2 separate regions of the Mus musculus genome follow, and region 2 is linked to region 1. Evidence: chromatin loops called from intact Hi-C (ENCODE). Cell type or tissue: gastrocnemius. All regions are shown on one strand. Links, peaks and the distances in the headings refer to the core of each region. The heading gives the core; the rest is flanking DNA.

The links. Hi-C counts contacts between places; a loop is a spot of excess contacts. Peaks named below come from ENCODE experiments on the same cell type or tissue, not always from the same donor. Only the 100,000 strongest peaks of a DNase experiment are listed, where the experiment ranks them.
Region 2: it touches region 1 in a loop (1.8-fold over the local background); 5 of 42 quality-filtered maps call a loop at or near these places.

What each region holds. Positions count from the first base shown.
Region 1 is chr13:99,237,086-99,252,149 of GRCm38, forward strand. Zfp366 (zinc finger protein 366) reads left to right here. Exons shown (of 5, transcript NM_001004149.1): 4 at 6,829-7,003; 5 at 8,936-9,947. The coding sequence ends at 9,486. Among named protein-coding and RNA genes, the nearest start is that of Zfp366, 60 kb to the left of the region's middle. In gastrocnemius, for the core only: no CTCF peak of the experiment used is centred there; a DNase peak (open chromatin) is centred at 7,954; H3K27ac peaks cover 4,165 bases.
Region 2 is chr13:99,284,698-99,299,761 of GRCm38, forward strand. No RefSeq gene overlaps it. Among named protein-coding and RNA genes, the nearest start is that of Ptcd2, 52 kb to the right of the region's middle. In gastrocnemius, for the core only: no CTCF peak of the experiment used is centred there; no DNase peak of the experiment used is centred there.

The DNA.
Region 1 (15,064 bases), core at 3,316-11,315:
GTCTGATCCCATAAGAAAGTGAAATCCCAGCTTCTACGAGAGAGACAGTTTATCCTGAGCTCTCAGAACAGGAGCTGAACGGCTTCACTCCGAAGGCCAGAATACACCTTCACCTAGAGAGTACTGTCTGTCATAGGGAAAAGCAATTTGGAGGATAAAAGGCATTCTCATCATACTTAGCTGGCCCTTCTCCAACACTTAGACATTTCTGAAATAGCAATCCGTGTAGGTCACCTTGACTGAGCCCTTTCTTCCTGAGAGCTCCAGTGCAAGCTGTCAGGTTCTTTCTCTCCTCATTACCACTTCCCCACAGCAACACCCTTTGGGCTAGCCTGTGGTATCATCACTCTTCATCATTTCAACAGACTTCCCTGGTGTGTATGGGTTCCTTCCCGTGCCTGACAACCATAGGGTAGAGAGATTCCTAAAGCCTGAAGCCTGGTTCACATCTCTCGGAAGAGCAGGTCGATCTTGGGATGTCCTGTGGTCTTTGCTTCTTACCCATATTGAGCTGTATAGAAATCTGTCCCTGAATGACGTTTGTAGGGTATTGGAAGGGTTAGACGAGAGATGGAGGCCACTCGTTCATTGCTATGCACTTTGTAACCAATGGAGACAAATGTCTGACCAGCCACATAGTGATGGTAGGAAACAAGCTTAACCAATTACACCCAAGTTTGATAGTCATAGCAGAGATAGTTATTCTCTTCTCATGATTGACATGGTCAGCAAAAAAAAGAAAAAAAAAAAAACCAAAAAGCTAGGCTTCCAGCAGCCACTGAGACACTGCAGCCCTGAGCTAGCTCAATTGCCTTTCCCCAACAATTAGTGACAAGAAAGATTCTTTCAGCAACAGATTCTAATTTCTTAGGATTTTGGCCATTAAAATCCCCTCCTCAACATAAATCTCCCATTGCAGCATGAAATAGTTCTCAGTGGAAACAGCTGTCCCCAGGGAGCAGGAATGTCACTGGCTGTAGAATCAAGCATTAACAATAGGGTAGGATGGGAAATTAGTGGAGAGGGAAGTTTTCCATTTTCTGTTTCTTTCTTTCTTCTGTCTGTGTATATATATACCACAGAGACAGAAGAAGGGCGTATATATATATGTGTGTGCATATATATATATGACTGCCCTTCTGGACTCTTGCTATTGGCTCGACTTCTAGACTCCTTGTTCCTGGCAGCCAGCTGGAGTTTGTCTAGAGAGCCAGCCTGTAGGCTTAAGTTATGTTTCACAGATATGCTTCCCAGATTTGGCATAAGCACGCAGCTCTTGATTTGGATACTATCTCTATAGTGGCGGCACTCCATAATAGCCAAGATCCAGCTGCCGTCTTTGGAAAACCTTCCAAAAGACCAGGAAAACCAGGAAGAGCTTCCATCCAGAATTTCCGGGACAAATTCCCTTTTGAGATGGGTGAAGCCCAGAGCTGCCTAAGTTATGAGTCACCAGGTCTTCTACTGCCTTTTCTACAGCAGAGGGCTGAGCGCAGGTCCATGAGTGGGGCAGACAGATAAAGTTAGTTGCCTGGAAAAGGGGGTTCTACTTCCTGCACCAAATGGATTGTGGGCTGTTTGGTATACTGAAAGGAGGGAGATCAGACCGGGTAGTTTATAGGGACTCAGTGCCAGTGCCCATGGTGAGGGTTTTCAGGTTGGTGTGGAGGGGGTTAAGGCAGTGACCAGATAGCAGCCTTTTGGCAGCAAAGCCCTCCTCCTAGGCAGAAGGAAGGATATTGCTGTATGAACTGCCTGCTTAACAATGCCTCACATGTCCCCAGGGGCCCGCCTGCAAATAGATTTCATCTTGCTTTCTCTTGTACTTTTCAAAGCTTCCTGTTTTCTCACGGTCCTTTTGGACAGTTTACACTCTCTCTCCCTCCCTCCCTCCCTCCCTTCCTCTCCCTTTGAGGAAAGGAACACCCTTCTTATTAAAGAGGAGAGAGGGAGAGGAATGTGAGGGAAGGGCGGCCATTCTCTGGGGCTGGCTGAAGCTCTTTGACCTCTCCTCTCTGGGTAGGAAAGCATAGCTTCCTGGTGCATCTTGGCTCTGAAGCTCACCTCAGGGAGTAGCCTGGTCTAGTGCTGCTTGACCTTCTAAGCCTCTGGACTTAGCCAAGTGGCCGTTGTGATTGCTCTGTCTCTGCCCACCACTGACCTCTCTGTGGCAGCTGCTGCCTCGGGGGCTCCCGGGAAGGGAGCAACTCCAGGCCCTGTATCTCGGAGAGGAGGTGGGGAAGGGCACCAGGAGGCCAGTGCAAGGAGGCTGAAGCAAAGAGAACGCATTCCAGCTGTTTCAAGGTCATCCGGGACATCAGAGAGACAGATGCTGGGCTTTCCAAAAGCCTGTGATCTGTAGTGAATCTCCCATGAATCCCAGAGTTGGGCTTCTCTTCAGCCCCAGGTCATCGGGCAGGGGTTCAGCCAGAAGACTCCTTTCTGTTCCTTTGATGTTTGAAAAGCACAGCACCCTCACTGGGGTGCGATGGCTCACATCTGGAAAGATAGAGGCTGTATCCTCAGCCCCCTACCAGTATCTCTCTTACTTTGATGCAGATCTTGTTAGGAAGGCGATCCTTCATCCAGACCTGGCTTAGGAATGCGTTTATGTTTTCAATTCAGGAAGCCTTCCTTCAGCTACTGATTTTGTTTTTCCCAGAGAAGAAATGAGTTTGGCCGGTGGTCCCTCTGCACTCTTGCTCCTGTTCCCAGAGTTCTGCAGGAACTCTGCTTAGAGCTGACATTCCAGGACTCTGTAGATAGCAGATCCCAGTCCAGCCTCAGTTTTTCTGACCCCCCTTTATTGTCTGAGTGGGACGGCTCTGTGTTTCACAGACATCAAAACAAAACCTCTCTCTACTTGGGCATTGCCATGCGAGGACACTCTTCTGGGAACTAGAAAGACGTGAGTGTTCTGAATGAGAGCGAGAGGTCAGAGGTGGGGGGAAGACACTGAGTAGCTATTGCTGAGATGTGAATGAGGCCCGGGTGTTTCAGGTCCTTCATGGGCTGACTCCACCCTTCTGCCAGTGAGGGTTTTCTTTTACAAACTGGTGTGCGTGCAGGAGGAGAATAAGTAATGGCTATATTTTAAGATTGTTGTATAAGGTGATGCTATTTTCCTGACTTGTTACATATTCTCCCAGCCTCAGGCTTAACAACTCCTCTTAAGTAGCCGGGTCCCTGATACTGAGGTTGGTTACAGAGAAAATAGAGACGACCCTGGCATTAAAAACTGCCTGGGCCCCGTTTGGGCCTTCCAACACCTATTAAAGTTGATGTGCCTCCACTCACCATTGTGGTATCTCTCCCTTGTTACAACCAACAGGCTACCACTCTACTATAAAAAAAAAATTAAACTTGCCAACAGCACAGAAACTGGAATCAGAGCTGACCCATCATGAACTCACAGTGGACTTTCCTTCAGGCCACTGGGATTACTGTGGAGCACAATATAATAATTTTTTTTTTGGTCATTTTGGTTTTTCAAGACAGCGTTCCTTTATGAGGTCCTGGCTGTCCTGGAGTTCATTAAGTAGACCATGCTTGCCTTGAACTCATAGGTCTGACAATATAATTTAAAAGTCATAACGTTCCCATAGGCCACTAAAATGTCCCAAAAGTTTCATGTTGAGTGAATTGAGCCAGAAAATTGGTAGCAGTGAACATGCATTCACTGGGCTCTCAGAAAGGATCAAAAGGTAATTTGTCTGTCCTAGTTATGGTTACTAACGGTGATAAAACACCATAATTAAAGCCACTTGGGGAAGAAAGGGTTGATTTTTCAGCTTACAGTCCATCATGAGGGAAGGGCAGGAACCCGGAGGCAGGAGCTAATGCAGAGGACGTGGAAACGTGTTGCTTACTGACTTGCCCCCCATGGCTTGCTTTATTAGAGAATCCAGGGCCATCAGCCCAGGGACAGCACATCACATCAATCGCTGTAACTAAGAAAATGCTGGATCTTACGGAGGCATTTTCTTAATTGAGGTCCCTCCCTTCATATAACTCTAGCTGGTGACAAGTGGACATAAAACTAGACAGCACACTTGTCTGAGGCTGAAGAGGAACCTGCAAGATACTCAGAGGGGACCATCAGACAAGCACAGAACTCTGAGGGCAGGTCTGCGGTGAGGGAAGTTTGAAGGTTGAAGGTTGACGGGTGGAACCTTGGGGTGGATGAATTGCAGTCCCAAGTCCCCAAGTCCCAGGTGTGGTGGGTATGACAGCTCTAAGCAGTTGACCCTTTTCCCAATGGCAGCAGTTCGTGTAGTGTAAGGCAGATTCATGTGTCTATAAATATTAATGAAGACAATTCATACTTATGCCAAATCAAACATAAAGGGCATACCGCACATTCTTCAAGAAAGGGATGAACTATCTGCCAGTTGTGTGTGTGTGTGTGTGTGTGTGTGTGTGTGTGTGTGTGTTTGGTGCACGTTCACATGGAGGCCTAAGGTCAACTTCAGAAGTCATTCTTTAGAAGTCATCAGCTTCTCTGCCCCCCTCACCTAAGTGCCATGTCTAGTAAGGCTGTCTGTCTAGTAAGCTCCCAGGGACCTGCCCATCTCTACCACCTCAGCAAGAGGGTTGCAGAAGCAGTGTGTCATCACACTCAGAGATCTATGCAGGTGCTGGGGGTCCTCATGCTTGCATGGCAAGCACTTTACCAACTAAGCTCTTGCCCCAGATCTATCTCTCTAGTGAAGCATTCTTCAGGCCAATCCTGAGTCTGATACCTGAGCATCACGAGAATAACTAGAAGAGGAATGTCTCCCACCATGGAAGCCAGCACAGTGGTCTGTTTCCTTTGCTTTCAGTGATAGAGTTCTGCTTTGCGGGGGAGCATCTGACCCATCTGTGATTGCATTAGAGGGGAGCATTTGACCCTCTCTATGGCTGCATTGCTTGATGACTAAAGTCATCTTTCAGTCCTCAGCTTCTCTCCCCCTACATACCTTCTGCTCTTCCACTTGGGGCCTTTTCCTCTTTAAGTTCTTCTACTGCAATGTGTCCCACCTACTAACAGAGGACCTACCATGTGTCAGGCAAACCCAAGGCAAGGTGCAACCCAAAGGCAGGCCCAGCCCACAGAGATTACATGACCAGTGTTGATTCAGCACTGGTCTCAGCAATTGCAACAGCAACGTGCCTCTAGATACATACCCAGGGGTCACCCCACAAAACACATGAGCTGTAGTTCCTTTCTTTAAAACGTTCTTGGTCTCGCAATGCCTAATGTGGATGTTTAGATTTGAAGTTTTTTCCTCAGCTCTAATAAAGGAGCAGGAAAGCTAAGCTATCATAACTTTAAAAAGAAAACAACTTTAGACATGGGCAAAACTGAGCTCAGATTAGTGCCTTCATGAGTTCTGCCTAGTGGGAATAAAGGAAGTGTCCAGGCTACATATGGCTTTGCTTGTGGAGGTTGGAATTGGGTCAGCTTTCCCATCCTTTCTTCCTCTTAAGCTGTCCTCTTTTGTTGTTCCTCCGTGGTGGAGTTCAAACCCGGTGTGTGCACGGTCTATGCAAACACTTTACCTTTGTGCTGCATCCCCTGGCTTTGGGTCACTGTCTTCTAATGTGTATGGTGTGTACTTACTCTGACCTAAGAACTCTGCCTAGCATCGAAAATTCATTCTTGCTGGCAAGGAATCAGAGGGGAGAAATGTACTCCAAATCCTCATGCAGGTACAGAGCCAACTACTCAGAGTCTGCGCATGGATTGTTTTGGGTCTGCTGTGCAGCCCCAGGCTGGCTCCTCAGACACCCAATAGTCTTGTGCCGTGCCTCCCAAGGTCAATCTTGTCAGCTCTTGCCCGTTCATCCAAAGTTAGCTCCATTGCCCTTCCCTAAAGAGAACAGTGTCTTTGGTAATAGAAATTCAATCTAGAATCTTCAACATTAGCTTGGGAGACCTCTGTCAGTGAGAAGGGAAAGCTGATATAAGCCCCAGGAGATGCCTTACCTCACATCCTCCCTGTGGTTTCCCTCACCACACATTGCACCCACCAGTCCCCCCAGGGACTGAGGGCAGAGAAGAATGCTCTTAACACGCTGCTCTAAGCACAGACGCAGAATCCGTCTTTGTCTCCCTCACTGCAGGACCAAGGAAAAAGCTGAAGCTCCCAAATGCTGCTCTCCTGGGGCACTGGGACAAAATGGACCCCAGAGTCACCACTGTGTACTTTTCTTCTGTGGAGGAGTAGCAGATCCCCTCCTGAGATCTGTCATGTATGCACCCACACTGGGTGGCCCACAACTGCTTGGTCGTCTGCATGCACATGGGCCCACACAGGTTACACATCCATAAACTCAGACATACGCACAGATGCATACATCTCTAAAAGTCTGCTTTTATCTATATCTAAATCTACATGTTTATCCATATCTATATCTTTATATCTACATATGTCAATAGTCTCATATCTTTAGATCTCTACCCAGAGAAAAGATGGCCCCTTTCTTATATTTCTGCCTCTTTTAACTAGCTACATAGTAAGTTTGAGGTCAGCCTGGACTCTATAAGACCCTGCCACAAAAAAAAAAAAAAAGCTTTCATTTCAAGCTTTGCAATCTGGGCATTGAGATTAGAGATCCTGGACACCTGTGTCTCACAATACACCCTCCCCCCCCCTGCCCCACTTCTGACACCCAGGTAGCACCTGCGGCCCCCCCCCCCATACACACCTGTCAGGGGGACATTGTCTTTAGAAGTAGTAATAGCACCAAGCAGGTGTGGCCAGGGCTCTTCAGCCCCCTCACCACCACTAGAACACCGGTTCTCCCTGGCAATCACCGTGCCCTGGTCTCTGTCTCCAACAGCTGTGTGGGAAGGAATTCAACAGAATGCACAACCTGATGGGGCACCTGCACCTGCACTCGGACAGCAAGCCCTTCAAGTGTCTCTACTGCCCCAGTAAGTTCACGCTGAAGGGGAACCTGACCCGCCACATGAAGGTCAAGCACGGAGTGATGGAGCGAGGCCTGCACTCTCAAGGTACTACCTCCAGTGTGGTGGGAAGCCCTGCCTGCCATACCCAGGGGACAGCACATGGAAGAGCAGCGTGCTTTTATGGGGGCACTTCTCAGGGTGGGGTGGGGTTATTCTTGCCCATCGAAGGGGGTGTATTTTAGTGACCACAGCAGAGCAGGCAAGAGTAAACTCGAGCCACTGAGCAACTCTGGAACACAATTATGATGCCAGCGGTACAGGCCATGACGTCTTCGTCTTGGGCAGTACACTGTGTGCTTTATCTCTTTACATCCCCAGTCACTCCCAGCTAGAGAACATCTATTGTTTCTATCTTGCAGGTTGGAAATCTGAGACTTCCAAAGTTGCTCAATGAAAAAGAGAAAGGAAAAAAAAAAGTAGATTTAGAATTCGAACCCAGGCCTTTTCAACTCAGTCTTTGTTATATCCTTACTGTATGACGACTTTATTGTAGATAGTCATTATTATATTATTACATACACTTCTCACATAGCTAGTGGAGGTGGGGGTTTTCTTCCATTTTCAAAATCAAGTGATGGATCTGCACCCCATGCACTGGCAGAGATGTATTTGCAGTGGGCAAGGTTTCTGTTCACACAAGCGTGGCTTCCCTGTTGCCCCAGCTCCCATGTGAGCAGGGGTTTGTGTCTCGACTGAACTAATGAAAACCTCTTGCTTATTTAATCTCCTTAGCTACAGGCCCGTGTCAGTGAAGACTTTATGTCCCAGGTCCCCTGAGTGCCGCAGGCTACTTAGTCACCTCATCAGCTAGCCCTACAAAACAAAACAAAATAAAACAAATAAACACCCCCCAAAAAATCATTAGAAAGATGAAAAAGATTCCTTTTGGCCCTGGACAAGATTAAAGCTCTGGACAGCAGGCATCTTTGTCCCTCAGAGCCCCAACCCTTCCTTTCTTCTCTCCCACCACAGCCTGCCACCTGCTGTGTCCTGGACTCCTCCCTTCCTGTTTCTCAAACCCTCCATGTCCCTGCTGGGTCTGACAGTCTGGTTTGGGTCACCACAGGCAGAGAGGCCTTGAACTCAAGATGAAATGAGCAGCGGTCTGTGCCCAGGGCTAATCCCTAAGCCCATGTTTCTGGACCCAAGCAAAAGGGAGTCCCTGCCCCAGATCACCCAGCCCATTGCAGGGATGTCAGGTCAGGATCAGGGTCAGGGATTCTGTGAGCGCCTCGGAGAACCTCTACTCTGTGCATAGGGACCACAGGCTGCGGAGTTTTGTGGCTTAGTTTTTCTCTGAATTGTCTTTGCTGCGGCTTTATCCATCTGAGGTCTTGAGACCTCAATATTTATTGAGGACTAAATGTTCTCTGTGAAAAGAAAAATGAGAAATACTTGAGGAGTGAGGAGAAAGTGCAGTAGTCAATTCAGAGTTCATCAATTTTGAATTCTGAGCCTACATCCTTCTGGACAGTTTTGATAAGGAAATATAAAAGGGAAGAAATGACATAAGGAAGTAGGGGAGGGAGGGAGAGGGAAAGAGAGAGAGAGAGAGAAAGAGAGAGATTTTAACTTAGAATTCACAGAGAATACGTGTATGTATTCTCAGGTAGTACACATTTTGTTCATTGTGTAGTTCCATGTATGTGTTTAAACCACACTTTAGATACTATTTTTCATTTTTAGAATAATAAAAAATATTTCACACGTACTCTGTGTTCCCGCAGCTCTCCTTACTTTTTCATATTTTAAATTCTCAGGAGAGACATGCTAAGTTAGGACACACCGTGCCAGGTCTGCCTTAACGAGTTCTATGAATAACAAGCTTCCCATGGCCGAGTCCTTAGTGGGAGCTCTTCCCCCCTCCCACACATCACCCCAGCCCACCCTCATTTTTAAAATGACCAATCAGAATGCCTAAAGGGCCTGGGGCATGACTTTTTTTTCAGACACATAAATTCTGCTCTGGTCCTGCAGGTCTGGGTAGGGGACGACTCGTCCTGGTGCAGTCCGCTGGTGTCCTGAGGAATCTAGAGCAGGAGGAACCATTTGACCTCTCCCAGAAGCGCAGTGCGAACGGGCCAATGTTCCAGTCCGACGTGGACAGCACGCAGGACTGCCTCTGCCAGGAGGAGGAGGAGGAGGCCGGGGAAGAGGACAACTGCTACGAAGTGGAGCCCTATAGCCCCAGTCTGGCCCCGGAGAGCCAGCAGCTCTGCGCGCCTGAGGATCTGTCCACCAAGCAGGAGCAGACCCTGCAGGACCCTGGAGAAGGATGCAGGGATCAGGATGCTCCGGAAGAGCAGCAGGAGGACAGGAGCGAGGACCACGAGGGCAGTGACATAGACTGCGAGGGCAAAGACATAGACTGTGCCATCAGAGAGGAGCGCTTGAGCAGCCGGCTGTTGCAAAGCGGCGGACAGGGCCCCTCGTTTTCTGATTACTTATACTTCAAGCACAGAGATGAGGGCTTAAAAGAATTGCTAGAGAGGAAAATGGAAAAACAAGCAGTCCTTTTGGGTATCTAAGTGAACGGCTTTAAAATTACATTTGAAAAAGGAGATCTAGGCAGTTCAACTATAGCTTTCCGTAAGAACTGTCATTTGAAGCAAACGAGAGAGTGGCGCCAATCTTTACAAATGACTCAGACTAAATGCGTGGGTAACATCGGCATCTCAGGTCCTTTCTTGGGCACTCGGCAATTTCATACACGTGCAGGAGCCCTTTGGTGTTATCTTACACATCACCCACATGATGAACTGTGCATTCTTCTAGATATCTAACTGCAAGCTGAACCTCAAGGTGCTTTTAGACTGCTTTCTTCTAACACACAGTGATGCAAAAGTCTTTCTAGTTGCAAGAGTGTGGTGCTCCTGTTATCTTAATTAGTGACTATTTAGTTGCATTTATGAAGGTTACAGTATCATAGGTGAAAATATTAGTAGCTGTATATATAAAAATATAGCTTCTATTAAATAATAGAAACACAGGAAATGATGCAAGAGATGAGCTGTTGGGAAGGCTCAAGTAGTTCCTGTAAACGTGAGGTTGGGTTTCAGGAGAAGGTGAATCATTTTGACTAAGACAGAACCAGATGATGCTCAGACATCTGGTTGGGTCATCTCTTCTGCCTCATCTTTCCTGGTCAATGGGGCATTTGGTCCACCCCTGTAGACATGTGGATCATGTTTGGGGGTCCCAGCTCTTCAGGTCAAACCCCTCCTCAAGAGTTCTCTCACCTTGCTCGGAGGCCTCATGCCCCACGAAGCAACTGAAAGGAGAATCGCCTTTCAGAGTGAGCAGTGGAGCTTGGGCATGAAGTGGGGTTCAGAACTGCTCCCTAAAACAAACTCTGATTCATTTGGGTAGAGGGATGATGGCCCACTCATCACCATAACCAAGACCTGAGCTATCCTCTGAGAGCTGACTACATGTGAGAATCATCCAGTAGGTCCTTTAGAACACACTGATGTAGCTAGGCATGGTAGCTCACAACTGTAACCCCAGCACTTGGGAGGCTGAGGCAGGAGCGTGGCCTCATGTTTGAAACCAGCCTGGATTGCAAGGTCAAAGCTTCTCTTACAGAAAAAAGATGGAAGTAAACAAAACCCTGTAAGGCTCTGAGTTAATCCACCTGGAGTGGGGCTCAGCACTGGGAGTTTCCCAATCACCAACAGGTGCCTCTTGAAAAAGAAGAGCATTGGCCTCATGTAGTCCTCACCCAGTTCTGTCTCCTGGGACTTCCCACTATTCAGACATAGTTTTGATCCTGTCTTTAGCTACAGTGAGGTGGCAGACAGGAGACCTGCAAGCACAATGCTGACGTGGATCTTCATTCTTGTTTTGTCATCCTCCCAAGGATACACCACAGACACACACACACACACACACACACATGCCACATTCACACATACCATACACCACACAACATATACCATACATCACATCACACACAGAGACACACACACTGCACACATATGCCATACACACACACCCCTCACACACACACACCATGCACACACATACCATACCATACACACACACACACCACACATACACACAAACATACTCTCTCTCTCTCACACACACACACACACAGAGACACACACACACGCCACATTCACACATACCATACACCACCCAACATATACCATACATCACATCACACACAGACACACACACACTGCACACATATGCCATACACACAACCCCCCTCACACACACACCATGCACACACACACCATACCATACACACACACCACACACATACACACAAACATACTCTTTCTCTCTTTCTCTCTCTCTCTCTCTCTCTCTCTCTCTCTCACACACACACACACACACACACACACACACACACACATCCACACATTGTGGCTGGCCTGTGATGCCTCTTACTCTTGCCCAAATGTGTGAACTGCTGTTGCAGTGTACTGTGAGGATTATATTGGATCTGCTGGGCCTATTGGGCTGGCCTTCTTAGACCCAGCCACCATGGAAAGCAGTGCTGCATGGGCCACTTTCATGTCACTGACTCACGGTAGGTTCTAGGTTGTGTTTCTGTAAAACCTCTCTTTTGGTTGAGAGTGTGAACATTCTTGGTAAAGCCAGGTTCTAGAGACCGCCTTGCTTCCTCTCCTCCCTCAGTCTCTTAGTACTGGATGCAGCTTTCCCTGTCAGTCAAGCTGCTTCTCCATGAGGCTCACCCAGTCCCCATCATTTACCTATGTGCATGGATGGACAAGCTATCAGCCATTTCTCCTACCATGACTACCCCAGCGAAGGACAAAAGGCTTGTGTGTTTCCTACTTCCAGCTGTGCACATCTCTAGGTCATAACACCTGCAAAGGTGATGGATGGTGGGGAGATTTCCCTGGGTTTCTATGGCCACAAGTGCCACTCAGGACAAAGAATTGTTGAAGTCTTCAGATGGGCAAGATCCCTTCCATTCACTGCGAATGGAGCTTTTTGGTGTCTTAGATAAAAGTGTCCAGGAAGCTTCATCCATGAATAGAGAATTGAGGCACACAAACTGTGCCTGATCAGTTACACATGCTTCCAGGTGCCTCTGGGTGTCCTGTTGGAATAGAAGGAGCCAGGAAAACCCAGAGGAGCAGAATGTAGCCTATTCCAAAACAAATCTTGTGGGAATGTTTAAAGAACCAGTTGTGTCAGAGAGAGAATGGTCTAGATTGGTGGTTTGAGAACATGTTTTGAAGAGTTGGATGTTCCATCATAGGCCCCTCCAGAGCTGGTAAAAAGGAGATTTCCAGCTCCCAGGCCCATTTCACTCAAAGCAGCAGGCTTCTTCTGTGTCATCACAAATGTGTTAGCATCCTGAGTGAGATTGCATGGAGAGAGAAGAAAGATCCAGGAAAAGAACCACAATGTGGTATGGAATATGCCCCTGAGCCTGTCTCTGGCTTTTACTTCCCACTATGAAAGACTTAGTAGGCTATAACCTGAAGGACAATCCAATGCTCACCTGAAAGTAGAGCCAGCCCCAGGTTTCATATGCAGAGGAGGCAGCAGCCCTCATTTACACCTGTTATCCCAACACAGTCATTAGTATTGTTCCTTGGCTTCTCAAAAGCATCCCAAGAAGATCAGGTTCCTGGACACTGGGAAACGTAAGGCCAACCTTGCTCAGATTAACCAGATACAAATCTGAAGTCTGCCTCATGGACCCCACCTCAGCAAGCCAAAGAACAAAGTCATCCAAGGTCACCAGCACTTCAAAGTCACACCCTTCATCAAATTATAGAATTCTGAAAACTTCCCAGGCTCTGGACCATCATCACTTTGACTTCCCAGCCTTTGGGCCATCATCACCTTGACTTACCAGGCTTTGGGCCATCATCCTTTGACTTACCAGGCTTTGGGCCATCATCACCTTGACTTCCCAGCCTTTGGGCCATCATCACCTTGACTTCCCAGCCTTTGGGCCATCATCACCTTGACTTCCCAGCCTTTGGGCCATCATCACCTTGACTTCCCAGCCTTTGGACCATTATGACTTTGACCTCCCAGGCTTTGTACCATCATCACTTTGACTTACCAGGCTTTGGACCATCATTACTTTGAACCAGCTAGCCATCCAGCATAGTGGCAAATTTGTTTCCTGCCCTTTTACTCAGGCTTGCGTTGATCCTTCTTAGTTTATTGTATCCCTCTTTCATCCTTTTATGTTTTTTAAACTTGGATATCCCTTTGGCCAATGACTACAAAGTCAATCTTTCCCAAGCCAAAAGGAGCTAATGGGTATATCTGGATGTAAGTAGTTGCTGAAGAAAGCTCAATCACTGTGCATTATGTATTTATTGAGCCCCAAAGACATTCAATAAAATATTAATATTATGCTTTGAATTATGATCTTTCTCTGCTTTGCTGAAACAAAATGTAACCAAGCTAACGTTTAAAATCCTTCAAATATTTGGACATTACACCAAATGTTGCTCTTTCTACAGAATTTGGGCTTGCCAGTTAAAAACTAAAGCTCCAAGTATCTAGCAAGCCAGGTTGTAAATGTTACTTCCTGTTTCCAGGCAGTTTACCTGAAAATGGCATGTAGCCTGTGTTTTGTTAATTTAAATAAATAAAAAAAAAGTTGAAAGAACTGTGTTACTTATTTACCAGTACTTGAAAAATTGGAAAGGAAGCTGCCAAAATACATAGTACTAAGGTTTTTCTTGCTTCAAAGCACAAAGCCTGATGCAAGTTTGTTCTCCAGGAAGCAGATGCTAAGATGACTTGGTAAGTAAGACATTTATTTATGAGTAACACAAGTGAAAAGAAGAGATGAAAGACCTAGCAAGAAGAGAAAGGTTCTAAGACTAAGCCCCAGTTAGTCCTGGTAGACCGAGCTGGGGCAAAGACCTTCTAGCCAGCAGGGTTGGACCAGATTGGTCAGGAACATCTAGGTCTCTCCTACCCCATTACTCCAGCTATTCTCAGCCCGCACTCAGCACCAGAGGTGGGCTGCCCTGATAAGAGCACACCCCAGTACTTGGGACTGACCTTACAGGGTACACATCTGGGGACTGACTGCTAACTGCTTTCTCCAAACAGCTGCATGTCCTTCCTTGGAGGAAAACCAGGGTTGGGGGCATCTTCTCTGTATCTCACTTTATAGAACTCCATGGACCTCCTCTGGTAGGTTCTGGTAGGCTTTTTATCGAGAGGGAATCTTAAAAGAGGAAGGTGAAGCAAATTCCAGCTCCTTTACCTGCAATGTGTCAGGGTTCAAAGTCTAGACCTCGTCTCAGGACACACTCAGTCTTCCTACTGTGTATGTAACACCTTTAAAAGCTTTTGACCCACAAATAAACTGAAGAATAGTACCTGGTCCTCATAGACTATTTCCTCTAAGAAGCACTACAGAGAACATTCGGTCGTGGGTATCATACATGTGATACAGCCAGTGGACCCATCTCTTGATTTTATTTACTGTGTAAAGTCAAGCTCATGGTTTGATGTGATGGTGTGTGAGCAGAACAAATACTCCATAACCGACTTGCAAAATAATATGGGCTAAGTTCTTACATGTAGCAAGAACAACTTAAGGCAGGAATCTGGGTCTGTTCCTGCTGTCTCTTTGGGATAAAGAATGAACCAATCATCAACGATTGGTTGTTCTTCTTAAGCAGTGGGCTCATGTGGGGAGCTTGGCATCACTCTTCACAGATGGTCCATTCAGGAATGGTAGCAACTCCTTAGGCCCTGATCATTACAATTCAGGATGCCAACCCTGCAGGTCCCCCCCCCCCACCTCTGTACCCATGACTGCTTCATGCAATGTGCCTTTTTGTTCCAGCACCATATTAGCTATTGTCAGAGGCTGATGTCTACTGGCAAGGTCATTTGATCTGCTGTGCCACTGAATGTCTCTCCCATGGTAGGTGTTAGGGTGTGAAACAAAGGTTGTCCTACTTTTGTTCATTTCCACACATACATACATCCTCATAGCTGTCCTGGACAGATGGTAATGAATACCATTGCATTGTTAGCAAGAATAGCCTGTAGCTCAGTTCTGGATAGAGTCTTTGTACCCCTCTGGAACTTCATGAACTGGGCCTCCAGTTTCTGCATTTCTCCAAATAGACTTAT
Region 2 (15,064 bases), core at 3,115-11,114, 47 kb after region 1:
TTGCTATGATTTTTAGTTAGTGCTAGACCTGCAGTAATTTGCTCTACAGCACTGCGAATGTCAACTCTGTCTAGATTCCAACCAGTCTGACACATGTCATAAATAAGGAAAATAAACATAAGACAAACAGCACCAACAACCGGCACGTAATTGCTAAATGTGAATAACAGATTCAAGCCGTCCCTCATCCATTCACGTAGTAACTATTGACTGAGCCCCTCTCACAGGGGCACTGTGCCACCCTGGGGCGTGCCATGCACAGAGGTTTCTGTGCTGTGTGTGCAACACTGGAAGGCAAAGGACTGTCGCTGCCTTGAGAGGTGCAGGTGTGTGTGTGCATGTGTGTGCGTGTGTGTATGGGGGGAGGGGAGCGGGGAGCTTTGTCAGGCAATTACAATGTGGAGTGGAAACACTCATGATGGAATGTTTACCGCTAGTGGTCCTGGGAGGTCAAGCATCTTATGAAAGTGGCTGCACCTAAGAACAGGACCTGGGACCCAGGAGAGGAAGAGAGAACAGCTTAAGGTCAGCTACAGCCCCTGGTTAGGAAGATGGGAGGACAGGTAAAGTATCCAGAACAATCCAGAGGACTTGGGGACAGCAGACCAAGATGAAGGAAGGGAATTCCAAGGCATCTTTCAAGAGAGAAGATGGGCTGGGCAGGATGTGGAGGAAGGAACTGAGGATGGCAAAGGAGGATGGCCATAGCCACAGCTGCCTCACTTCTCACCTCCCGTTGGCCTGGCAACCAGACAGCTGGGTCTTTCCATTGTCTCGTTGCCCCTCACTGCCAGAACAGGTCTAACCCTAGCAAGGGCTCTTGGTGTTCCACAGGCTGAAAGGCAAGTAAGTCTTTTTTTTAAAAAGATCATTTAAGATCCACCTAAAAGGCCCTTTGGTGGCCTGTACCAGAAGTCCTAGCTACTCAAGGGGCTGTGGAGGAAGATGCCTGGAGTCCAGGAGGATCCCTGCCCAAAACACTGAAAACAGTGATAAATAAACAAAACTAAAGCCAGTAAGAGAGAGCACGCTTTGGACCCGGTAGAGAATCTGACCTTCACCACTTAGAGCCTGGGTACACGTAAGCCACTGAGGATCTATCTGCAAGTGGAAGCAGCTCATCTTTGCCCTGCATGATACAGTCTGCATCCCTGGTCACTGGCCTCCGTCTGCTCATTTGAAGAAGGCTCGCTCTGAGTTCCTGGTGTTTGCTGCTCCTTGGTGAGCATTCATTTATAGGATAACTGAGGGAAACGCCAGCTCATGACTTTCCAAAGCGAATTCTAGCCTGGTGTTCAAATATATTTTAGCAATTAAAGCATTATAAAAGAACTCAGACAAAACAATACAGGTAGCATATATCCTCCCAGATATTCTGCCTTTTAGCTTCTTAGTTCATATACTTAAATGGAGGAAATAGAAACTTAGTTTTGGAAAGGTAAAGAGGTCTGGGATGGGGAAAAGGAGGCCACTTCTCAAAGGGGCAGTTCAAAGTTTCAATAATTAAGCATTGAACACGCCATCCTCAGGTTGCTCGTCGCTGAAATGAAGTAGAAGAGCAGCCTAAGGCCTGAACCTGTGAGCTCAGAGCTGATCAGCAGCGGGGACTTTCAAGCTGGCTCAAAGCTGAAGGGTCAGCTGATGCTGGTAAATAGAATTAGTGATTCCTTCCTGGCACAAAGCTACCACAAGCTGAGCTGTACACTCATGGGAACAAATGAGACGGACTCTCTACGACACCCATTCTAAGTTTGGAGCCACACTGAAAGGCTGTCAGCCAACGGCAAATGAAAACTAACACAATAGAGCATGGTTAATCATCTCTTCCTAGGTTGGCCAAAGGAAGTGGAGCAAAATTTTGGCTTTCAAGAATCTCATGGTCATGGACAGAATGCAATTTTGTGCCCGGGTCAGTAAAAGGCTCAGAGGATAATCTCGGTGGGCACAGGCAGTTGGTTCTTTGCTTACTAGCCTAATTCACCTGCCCTCCTGCTTTATGCAAAGCTAGCTGGCATTTTCCTGTACTCTGGTTTCACTGAAATCCCCCTTCATCATTCTTCCAGTCTTTCCTTGGTTATTTGGAAGGTTCTTGGATAGTGGTATCCCTAAATTTAGGTCACCTACTCCAAGAAAGGTGATTTTCCAATTTTTCAGCAACATTAGTTCAGTTTGGTGTTTGTTCTAGTTTGTTCTGGTTTGGTTTGGTTTGGTTTGGTTTGAGCATGTATGTTGAACTGTGTGTCTGTTATACATGAGTGTTAGTATGTGTGCTTGCAGATATATGTGTATAACTGCGTGCCAGGGTGTAGAGGGTGGAGGTCAATATCAGATGTCTTTCTTTGATTGTTCTCCATGATTGTTTTTTGAAACAGGTTCCGTGACGGACCCCGGAGCTCGCTGATTCAGCTAGGCTGGCTGGCCAACAAGGTTTGCTGGTCTTCCGTGTCCCCGAGCTCCTGGGGGTTACCGCTTACACTGCCAGACCCAGCTTTTCACAGGGGTCGTGGGGATCTGAACTCAGCTCTGAATGCATGCAGTACTCTACTGACCGAGCCATCTCCAAGCCTAACACCGATGTGTCAGCAATGGGAGTAAAATAGCAAGGATCCTCTCTTTCCTCCCCCTTACCTCTTCCTAGTCCCTCACTGTCTATTGCTTTTTTTTCAAAAACCACACTCAGAAACCAATAGCACAATGTTAGCCAACATGAACATCCCTCCTCTACCTCTTTCATGCAGTTTTGTTCCTCAATTTTCTTCCCACTTCCTCTTAAAGAAGATTTCTCTGTCTTTCCTAAGTGGGTTGCAGCCCATAATTAGTCCTGTGAAAGCCAAGCAGACCACTAGCGTCTTCTTTTCTCATGCCAATGCCGGGAGGGCTCCAATCCCAATACCCTATGGGTTCTAAGAGTGCCTTTAGCTTTGGTTGTCTGGAGGAAGAAGTCTAAAGAAGCACTAATTGTGAAGATACAACTCCTGAAAAGTCATACTCATAAATCCAAACACTAAAAACTCCCTGTGGGCAGGCTTTGATGAGCACCTCGGTCTTTCTTAGCCACGCCCTGTAAACATAATCACCATCTGCAACTATTAAACGGCAACGATGTATCAGGGAAGCCATCAGCTTTGTCCCGCAGGATGTTTTCTTGTCTGCCTGATAGCTCCTTGTTAGCAATTGCTTTCAGTTCATCCCACTGTTTCCTTTCCAGCCAGGGGTAGACGGTACCCAGCTGCGGTTAAGATTGAGTACCCAGCAATGAGTTCCAGCGTCATCCCACTGCCAGTCGCAGGAGACCCTATCATGTCCTGCAGAAGCCCTCACAGTCCCACGTGATGTGAACCACTCTGTCTCTACTTCTCTCTGGAAGTTTCAATTCTTAAAACTTGGTAATACTGAATCTCGTCTTAGTTTCCCCTCAGTGAGTTGAATTCCTCTCTGTGGGTACATTTCCTCTGTTTTGTTTTTCTGACCATACCTCCTTTCCTTTCTGCTTCCCATTTTGTGAGAGTCCATTCTGACAGCAAAGCTGTTGTGTTTGGGTGCTATTCCTTTCTGCTCATTTTAATTGGGCAAGATATTCTCTCTCTCTCTCTCTCTCTCTCTCTCTCTCTCTGTGTGTGTGTGTGTGTATGTGTGTGTGTGTGTGTCCGTCCTGTGACCAGTACCCTTTTATATCAAAAATAATTTAAATTCTTATGAAATAAGACATGTTATGTTACTTTGACTTGGGCATGGTGATTCACACTTATAAACCCAGAATCCAGGAGGCTGAGATAGAAAGATCATGAGTTTGAGACTAGCTTTGGCAATGTAACAAGAGACTCCATCTTAAAAAACAAAAACAAAAACAAAAACAAAAACAAAAACAAAAAAACCCAAACAAATAGGAGCTGGAAAGATGGCTCAGCAGTTAAGAGCACTGGTTGCTCTTCCAGAGGTCCTGATGTCAATTCCCAGCAACCACATGGTGGCTCACAACCATTTGTAATGGGATCCAATGCCCTCTTCTGGTGTGTCTGAAGACAGCTGTGGTGTAATCATATAAATAAAATAAATAAATCTTAAAACAAACAAACAAACAAACACCAAATGAGCAGTTATGCTGGGTAAAGCCAAATAAAAATTCTACTCCAAAATCCCCTCCACATACAAGTAAAACATTTTCAAAACCTGTACATGATGCTACTGTAGTTTACACACACACACACACACACACACACACACAAAGAAGAGTTTAGGATGTATTGCAAAATGTCAGTTCTGGTTGTCATAAGTAGTTTCCATCTTATATATACACTTTATAACTTGCTGTTATGCAGACTCTTTGCATGCACACACACATACATATTTACACCCATATATATGAAGTTGTAATATATATATATAACATATATATGTGTATGTATATATATGCATATATATGTATGTGTGTGTATATATATGTGTGTGTGTATATATGTTTCTTACTGGGATATACAATAAAACACATTATTTCACATATAGAAAATAACCTGCAGGTAAAGAGCCATGCATGTAAAATACACATACAGACACATCACACACACACACATACACACACACACACACACACACACACACACACACACACACACACTCACAGACAGACACACACAAATACATATGCAAACACACCAAACAAGACTTCAGTCCTCACTGAAGGCTGATGAATTTAATTAGGGTTCTTTGGTCATACCTCTCACTAAAGTGTGGGGGTATCGGGGTCCACAGGAAATGAGAGGCCCGTGGATGTGTTGATGTCGTCTATTGTCATCTACACAGGCCTATCTTCTAGAATGAGCACTGTGAGTGGAAGAGACGGAAAGAGAAGACCCAGCACAGGAATGGACACCTGGGATTTTTAATAGCTGCTTTTTAATACACGATCACATGCAAGGATTGAAGCCTGCATCTTTTAAACTCATTGACAGACATTATGTATGCCACAAATAAATCTGCCTGCTGGCTCTAAGCCATGGTGGGGGCTAACAATGAGATTTGCAGGCCTAGAGAGTCTAAAAGGAAGCTTCTAGTCTCTAGAAATACTCTTTGAATGGCATTTATTTAATCCTAACAGGTATGGGCCACAGTATTGCTCCAAGCTCAGATGTCAGCCCAGGTAAAGTGGCCTGCCTTTCAGCCAACTTCCTGATTCTCATAAACTACTTACAGATTGCAAAGCCTTTCGATACTCCACCACTGCATCTAATGTTGCCACCCAAAGTTATCCACCTCTCCCAGCTTTTATTGTTGGGTTTCTAAGGCTTTTTGTTCCTTTCTTTTTTAAAAAACTGGGATACTGTGAAAACAGAATCTCCCTTCATAATTAATCTCGTCTTTAATATTTTTTATAATGTGATCTGGGTATGATGGCACACATACCTTTAGTCCCAGTACTAGGGAGGCAGAAGCAGGTAGATCTCTGAAAGTCGACACCAGCCGGGTTCACACAGCAAGTTCCAGAACTAGGATAACAAAGAGAAACTTTGTCTCAAAAAAAAAAAAATCCAAACAATAACAGCAACATTGTAATATGAGTTCTTAAGTACTGGTAGTGTCTTCAGGTGGGGTTTTTTTACGCTTGTCATCTTAAGTTGCTCAAAATGCTTTCTCTCCTAAGTGTGACTTGGGCAACTTTGAAAGGGCTCATCAGCCACCCTCCCTTCTTTTTCAGAAGCTCTCCCAGTCAGCAGAGTTGTACAATGAACCACCCCACCCCCTTGTGCTGGAATTATAAACAAGGAAGAGTCTCAGGTGGTCCTGCCAATGCCTTTATTTGACTAATAAAAATCTTCCTGGTTTTCTTTTTTAATTATAATCCCCAAATTTAAAATTTTTATTTATTTATTATATGTAAGTACACTGTAGCTGTCTTTAGACACCCCATAAGAGGGCATCAGATCTCATTACGGATGGTTGTGAGCCACCATGTGGTTTCTAGATTTGAACTCAGGACCTTTGGAAGAGTAGTCAGTGCTCTTAGTCACTAAGCCATCTCTCCAGCCATAATCCCCAAGGTTAAACTAAACGCTTCTACTTTGCTTCCCAGTATCATTCATCTCTCGATTAACTAAATTTAAGATAGGAACAAAAACACTCTCCATCACCACCACCCCGCCCCAGAGAGCCCCCTAGCCGCCACTCCCTACATCACATGGTGCCCAGGGTCCTCCAAGCTGGTAGGCAGTAGCAAATTAATTTTTTTCACTGGGTCATTGATTTCTTCTCCAGGCTTCTGAAAGCAGATGCCAACACATGGTAACTGCACCTGCGGGCACTCTGGCACACAATTTTTCTGAATCTGTGTGGTAAGTCTGGGTTCTTGATGTGTAGCGGTACATTGGGAAGCAGAGCTCTGCTCCTGTTCCCTGTCTGGCCGACCGTAGAGTGGAACTACTGCTTCACCTAAAGGGGAAGGAGCAAGAGTCGGAGCTCAGGTGTCCTGGGAGAATTCAGCTAGCTGGGGATAGAATCAGAAAATACTCCAAGGTTACACATTCTGCTCTGATAACATATTATGACCAAAGCCCGCGTAGGGAAGAAAGGGTTCGCTTTGGTTTGTGGTTCTGGAGGGATCAATAGGGTCTCATGGTGGGAGAGAAATAGCAACAGACTGGGAAAGTTGGGTGACAGGACTGGTTGGTTGATCACATTTTTATCCACCCATAGGAAACAGAGAAAAGGAACTAGCAGGAAGTGGGACCAAGCTGTCAAAGTCTCAAAGTTGACCCTAGTGACAGGCTTTCCCCAACAAGCTCTACTGCCCAAAGTCTCCACAGCTTTTCCAAACAGCTCTACCAACCTGGTATAACATGTTCAAGCACACAAGCCTAGAGGGGACATTTCTCATTCAAACCACATCCTGCCCTTGGCCTCTGTTGGCTCACTGAGATTTTTTGATGTAAAGTACATTTAGTCTGAACCCAAAGAGCCCATAAGCTTCGACTGTTCAAAAGTGTGTGTGTGTGTGTGTGTGTGTGTGGTCTTCAACATACAATGGCAAGGACTGTTCATTCACATTTTAAAAAGAAAAGGAGTCATGAGGGCATAGTAAAGAGATATTGGTTTAAGCTGGAAGCCCAGCAGGGCAATTTCTAAATTATGTATATTATGTACGTTGAGGTTTGGTCTGTTTCTATACATTATAATGCTAAATTCTGTACATGGGCCCTAAGTGACATTCACAAGCTTTTGTTGTGCAAACCTTGTTCCTTACTTTAAATAAAATTGGCTACATCCAATTAGGGATTAGAGGAGGTGGGTTTTAAGTTACCTGGTTGGGAGAAGAGACCTTGATGGAAGGCGGAGGAATAAGAGGAGAGGAGGAAGCCACCATGTGGGGAAATGGACCATGAGCGCATAGCCAGGAGAAATAGCAGGTATTTGGGGCACATCATTAGGGAGATAGCCAGGCCAGCAGTTAGGCAGGTAGATTAGGGGTTAACCCCCAGTAATTATCAAAGCCAACTAAATAACTGTAGTCTGAGTCTCACTTATTTGAAAACTAGTCGGGAATAAGCTTAGATTGGTTGTACCTCATTTGTAGCTCCACCTCCAGTATCTGGAGCTCAGTGTCCCGTCCCAGGTCTTAGATTACCCCGCTACATTGTAGCCTGGCTGCCTACAATGCTCGCATCTCTCGTGGGCTCTGTGCATCTCCCCTTGACTTGGCTCTGCCATCTCTAACGTCTTGAACTCCCTGCCCGCGCAATCCAGGCTTCACCCTCACAGCTTCATTCTGTGGCCTTTTGAGGCCTCCGAGCAGGGTCTCCAACCCTGTTGCATGTTGCCTGGTTTCAGTGGTTCTCTGACGCAGTGGAGGAAGAGCCCTTGGCCTCCTCAACCCTGCATCTTTCATGCCTCCAGAACGAGGACCGGTAGGAATGGCTCCGTGACGTTTGGTTGCCAGGTTGGGATGAACCCTGTCTCCCAGATCACAGCCAGAGCAGTGGCAGTACCAAGCTGAAGCTGAACATCCCCAGGCTGCTGCTGTTTTCTAAGATCAGAAAACGCTGTGGGCTCTCTGGTCACAAGTTCAAGGCCTATATTGATGATGTCTGGCTCTTGGGATACCTGCAAACCCAAGCTTCCTTTGCTCCTTACTGTTCCAAATGGCACACTTTCCCTGCCTGATTGTTGCCTTTTTCATATAAACTGTAGTAAGAGTTATCAGTAAGCACCGCCCCACAGACTCAATGTTATACCATATTGAAATTTTTTCTCCAACAAAGGAATTAGTCCAATGCTTTTAAATTCAGCCTCACACAAATTCTCCAGAGATGATAAAATACAGCCATGTTGTTGTTGTTGTTGTTGTTGTTGTCGTCGTCAAATTATCACAAAGTGTCCTGTAGCTCAGTTTCTGAGAAAGGGTGTCTTAGTTAGGGTTTCTATTGTTGTAATGAAATGATATGACCAAATAGCAAAGTTGAGGAGGAAAAGGTTAACACTTTCACAGCACTGTTCATCATTGAAGGAAGTCAGGACAAGGATCCTGGAGGCAGAAGCTGATGCAGAGGCCATGGAGGAATGCTGCTTACTGGCTTGCTTCCCCTGGCTCGTTCAACCTACTTTCTTATAGAACCCAGGACTGCCAGACAAGGGACAGCACCACCCACAATGGGCTGAGCCCTCCCCCATCAATCACGAATTGAGAAAATGCCTTACAACAGGATCTTATGGAGGAAGCATTATATCAAATGAGGTTCCCTCCTTTCAGATAGAGCTAGTTTGTGTGTGAAGTTGACACACAACTTTCCCCTCTGAAACCCACAGACTGTCCACGTTTCTGTCAGCATTCTCATCTTCTAAGTTTTCATTTTGGCTTATAGTACCAGAGGGAGAGAGAGCCTGTAACGGCAGAGAAGGCAGAGCAGCAGTCAGAGAAAACATGGCCCCAGGGGCAGAAAGCTGGCTGACCACACCTCCATCCACACACAGGATGAGAGAGAACAGGAAGTGGGGCCAGGCTAACAATGATAATCTTACTCCATCAAGGCTCCATCTTCTAAAGGCTCCACAACCGTTCCAACTAGTGCCTGCAACTAAGAACAAAGTGTCTGGATACATGAGCATATGGGGGATATTTCTCGTTTGAATACCACAGGTATGGTTTCAGTGTTAACCAACAATGGTGTGTGAAACTCCAATCCCTGTTGAGAAGGGTTAAACCTGACTGGGATGTTTTGAAATAAGGATTCTGGGAAAAGACTGTGATTGAGCGCGTTCGTCCAGTGGAGATAGAATCCTGGCGACTTCATAAGCAGAAGAAAAAACATAGCCTATAGAGCTGTGCCGTCTGGGGGCACTGGAAAGAGAAACCACCACTCAATGTCACCTCCACACCCTCTACTTGCAGTACCATGTGTGGCCAAATAAACCTCATTCTTTACCGTTATTCACCCCGAGGTGTTTCCTCTCGTCACTATTTTCTGCATGTAATACCGAGAAGTATCACAGTTATGTACCTTTCTCACACCACACCACGGTGGGGGCGAGGGAGCAGGCACGAGGGAGGCAAGGTGAGGAGATTGCATTCCCGTCAGCCATCTTGCACTCAAGACCTTTCAGAAGGCTTCTGGTGTTTTTCATCATCCCCAGAAAGAAGCAATGACTCTGGATGTTAGCCACGCCCTTCTTTCCGAAGCCAATGACGCTGGATGTTAGCCACGCCCTTCTTTCCTACACTCTCATCTTGTTGTGATCCATTCAAGTTTCTGTGTGGTGTAATTTTCCTCTCATAATAAATTCTGTGCTGTGTTTTAGCTGCCCCGATCCTCTTTCCAAAGTGAATTCTTTTACGGCGACCGTCTGAACCGCTTGGCACTATTTTCCTTGGGCAAAATCCTTTGGAGCAGCTTTGGTGACAAAGCAAAGAAGACAGGAGAATGAGCGCTTTCAGGCCACAACTCATGGGAGAGCCAGAGGGGAACTGACCACATCGAGAGTACAATCCATAAGATAGTAATCATTTTAAAAGGCTTTTGAATTTTAAGAGATCCTCCTAAGAAAAAGGAACATTTATTTATCCACTGGTAGAAAAGTTTATATCTGCTAAGCTGCTAGTTTCTATACCATATGAAGAACTCTTAGCTCAACAACAAGAAAGATAATCTAATCAAAAAGTGGTCAACAGCACGCCTTTAATCCCAGCACTGGGGAGGCAGAGGTAGGCAGATTTCTGAGTTCGAGGCCAGCCTGGTCTACAAAGTGAGCTCCAGGACAGCCAGGGCTATACAGAGAAACCCTGTCTCGAAAAACCAAAATAAAAAAATAAATAAATAAATAAAATATTTCACTAAATAAGATACAGGAATTTCAGATAATCATAAGAACAAATACATTGGGAACATGCAAGTTAAAGGCATGGCTTTCTCTTTAAAAAACATTTACTTAATTTTTGGAGTGCATGAGTGTCTTGCCTGTTTGTAGATTTGTGCATCACGTGCAAGCCTGGTACCTGTGGAGGCCAGAAGAGGGCGTCTGATGCCCTGGAACTGGAATTACGGATAGTTGTGAAGTACCATGTGGGTGCTGGGAACTGAACCTGGTCCTCTTTGAGAGCAGCAGGTGCTCCTAACCACCGAGCCATCTCTCCAGCCTCACTGCTTGTGTTTTTCATTCCCACTAACATGGCTAAATCCAAAAAGAAAGGCGGTGACAAGTGTTGAACCAGACTTGGAAAAATGACCACTTTCAGACCTTGTTGGTGGAAATGGTCAGGCCCTTGGGAAACAGCTTGATCATTTAAAATCAGAACAACACACCCCAGGCCCTCCGAAGCAAGTGCTCAGAGCAGTAACGTTAAGCTGCTATACAAGAAAGGACATGTATGCAGTGCTCACTGTGGTATTCCTAACAGCCACTCGTGATGCTAACTGAAAGCAGCCAGGTCACAGAGGAGGCCGCTGCACATTCTACTCCATTTAATGTATGGACACATATACTAACTAGATTAGAGATTGCCTGGAGCTAAGGGTCAAGTGGAAATTTACTATCGAGGTGGGGAGGTAATTTTCAGAGGTAAGGAAAAGTTCTAAAAGCAGGCTGTACTGCCTGTTGCATAACCCTGATATTTATTGAAAGTAATTGAGGTGGTTGGACTTGGTGTTGCACACCTTTAATCCTAGATCTTGGGAGGCAGAGGCTCATTTTGTGAGTTCAAGGCTGGCCTAATCAATATAGGGAGTTCGAAGGTAGCCAGGACTTTATAGTAAGACCCTGTCTTAAAAAATAAAATAAAATAATTGAAGGGTTGGAGAGATGGTTCAGTGGTTAATAGTGCTTGCTACTCTTCTACGGGGCTTGAATTGAACTCTCAGCACTCCCATCTGATCAGTCACAACCGCCTGTAACTCCACCTTCAAGGAATCTAACACCCTGTCTGGCATCCTCAGACAACTACACACACATGTGCATATACCCACTGGCACATGTGCATATACACACAGGCACATGTGCATATACACACAAGCACATGTGCATATACATACAGGTACTTGTGCATATATACACTGGCATGTGTGCATATATATACAGGCATGTGCGCATATACACACAGACACTTGCATATACACACAGATACATGTGCATGTACACACAGGCACATGTACATATACACACAGGCACACTTGAAAACATATAAATAAAAATAAATGTTAAAAAGATAATTGGACATTTGCAATGGAAACATTTTATAGTGTTTAAATTAAACACGTTCAAGAACTTCGAAGTCTCACCTCTACAGAGTATCTGTCTTTTCCTTATTAACTGATGTTTGAACCTGTGGACTGACCTTAGTTCTCAATGCATGTATTCACGTGTGAGCAATCATGGAGGCTGGTGTTGAGACTCTGTCACTGCTTTGTGCCTGACATCTTTTACCCTCGATTAACAACGGAGCGACTGAAGCTAGGAACAGACTTTGAAGTATACGTTGACTTCCATCCGGGCCCTGCTTTAATCTGACAGCGTTAGGCAATGTCTTCCGGCTCTCATATTTCACAGGCAGATCTGTTTGAAATACTAGGTCTTAAACACAAAAGAATGGCTCCACTTTGTTCATTCAATTAAAAGATTAAAAGCTAAGTGCTAGGAAGAGATCACATATTTTAATTTTATTGGCGTCAACCTTTGTCACCAAAGTCGGGGTCTTCTGATTAACCTGGCAGAATGGGCGTCTTCCCGTGAGGAGGGCACTGGCTGACTCTGGTTTCATGTTGGTAGCGGGTCAGGGATGTTTGTCAGCTGCCCTAGTGCCAGCCAGACATCATGTGGCCTGCCGAGAACTGGGATATTTTGGTAATGAGAATTATTCACCTAGGAAAAGAGCTGGAATGGATAAACAACAACAACAACAAAACAAACAAAACTGCAAAACAAAACCCAAACAAACGAAACACAAAACAATAAAAAAAAAATAACAACACCAAACCAAACTACCACCACCAAAGCCCACAAGTAGTGGCAAATGGCTAGTATTTTCCTGCTCGGTTTCAGTACTTGGATTGAAACTACACCTCATTATCAGCCTATTTCCCCCGGGCTCTGCACGGCATACAGGAATGATGAATTTGCCCTAAGTACTAATTCCAGTCTCTCCTTTACTAAAAAATTGAAAGCAATTATTTTCAGATTCTTTTCATATGGGATCCTAGATGCAAATTAGGTTCTCCCAGCTGAAGACGGCTGCCTAAGATTTGGAAGTAGAATGCACTTGGGGCCTCAAAGTCTGACTGTGGAAAGCCAGCCCAGCCTGCTCCTTTGCAAGGCACCTGTTTATTCTGATCTGAGTCTTGTCACTTCTGAGTCCATTACCAGGATGTAGTCACCATTTGCAATGTCCTTCCTACTTAGAAACTTTCTGGCTTGGCCTCTAAGTTTTATTCTGGCAACAAATTACTCTTGAGGGGAAAAAAGGGCTCCGAGAACTCTGAGTGCCCCAGGCCCCTGTCGCGTCCTCCAATGGGAGAGAGGTGCCTCCTATTAAATGTCCCACTCCCTCATTCTTGCCTCTTCCTCTGTGGGTTGTCACTTTCCTGCCTCTTTTCCTTCCATTATTTTCTCCACAGCAAGATTCTTCCCCTCTCAATGTCCTTTCTTTCCTCAGGGGACCACAACTCCCACTGGATCACCAGGGTAGACACCAGGCTGAGAAGCCAACAGACTCCTGGGCTTTGGGCCTCTTTTTCTACACACCTAGTGTTCATCATTCTTTTTAAAGGACTCAGACAATAACCTACAATACCAAATTCTGTTACCCAGACACTGTGTATATTGGAAAGTAATGTTCTCTGGGTTTACCAACAGGATCGTGACTGATCAAGAAAGTACGTCCAAAGCTATAATGATTTCATTAAAAAGTGTGAAGTAGTTTCTTAATTACTGGTACAGAAAGAACAATGGCCATGCAATAAAGCCATTTGTAGAACAATATGGCCATAGTAATCTACATTTTTTTTAAATTAAATGCGACTTGACTGTTGCTGAATCTGGAATAGTTTAAGTGGCACACAGCGGCATTAACCTTGGGTGGGAGGCAAGGTCAGAGGAATAAGAAAGGAAATTAACTTTTTGTTTGTATACTTCTCAATTGTTTGAATGTCTTAAATCGGCATGTATTTAATAACTTAACCACAACACCCATTTTTTTGTTACCTTTTGGAAAACATCTTCTATATCCTGGGGTAGTGGTTTACTAATAAGTTTTAACTACTAAAGTAAGTTTTCTTATCTAATAGGCATTATTTTAGTCTCTTTGAAAAATATATCCTTAAATCAGATAGATAGATAGATAGATAGATAGATAGATAGATAGATAGATAGATAGATAGATAGACAGATGGATGGACAGACAGATGGATCGACAAAACTGTTTTGTCCTCTTTTTTAAAAGTGCAAAATAACCTCCGCTTTATATTTTGCCTTCAAAAAACAAACCTTTCTCTCTCTAGCTTCTTCCCACTTCAAACTTCTTAATCCCCTAACCATAATTAGCATCTAGTCCCATATCCTAGCAAGTCACAGATTCCAGGGACTTGAGGCTTAATAGAAGTAAAATTTGAGAAGAGGGGCTGGAAAGGTGTCTGGGTGGTTAAGAGTACTTGCTGTTCTTTCAAAGGACTCAGGTTCGATTCCCATGAACCACATGAAAGTTCAACATCTCCTTGGACACCCGGCATGCATGTGGTGCAAAACACTCTCACATACAATAATAATAAAATAAATCTAAATAAATAAAATAAAGTTAAAATGTTTTGAGAAGGGACGATTTCTTCTGAGAAATCTTTGGAGATTTCTTTTTCCCTTATTAGATTAAAACCAGAGCTGTATATAATTAACTTGCCATCTAAAGAACAGCCTCAAGTTCTGCTTCATAGACTCTAGCTACTATAGATTGATTTTAAAAGTCATTTCAACCCTGTTAAATTTGCTGCCAAGAACTTTCAATACACCACGCAGGGCCTGCTGTGGTGAGGTTTTGTATTTATGACACCAAATAAAGACATTTCCCTAAGTATTTTCTCTAAGAGACTTTTATCATTTGACTTTGTTTGTAGCAAGCTATGTTTTTACATGGTCCACTTCAGCAGCTGTTGCTTTAAAACGTAAATGGCACACCCATATGAGCTTCATTCACTTCACCCTCCCTGCACAACCTGATACATCTTTATGAGAGAACCTTTCCCCTGCCTCCAATGCCCAAGGAGGAAGTTAGTAAGAAAACCCCGAGAGTGTTAATTTCCTTCCACTTCCTGCCGCCATGCAGCCCACTTGAAGACAACATTCCGCAAATAAGCCTATTGCCATGTGACTGAGACTCTGCTAATTTTCCTGACAGGACAATGGCTCAGCGCCTCCGAGTTCCTATGTTTAGGGTTAGGGTAGGCATGCTCTTCTGCCCAGATGTGGCTGGCGAGTCAGTGGAAATCGCATCCCATCTGTACATCCCCAGGAGAGAGAACCATGATTTATCCTACAGTAAGAGTGTTCCCTGGAAACAACATGGACCTGAAAATGCCCGCTTCTCCCAATCTAGAAAATGATG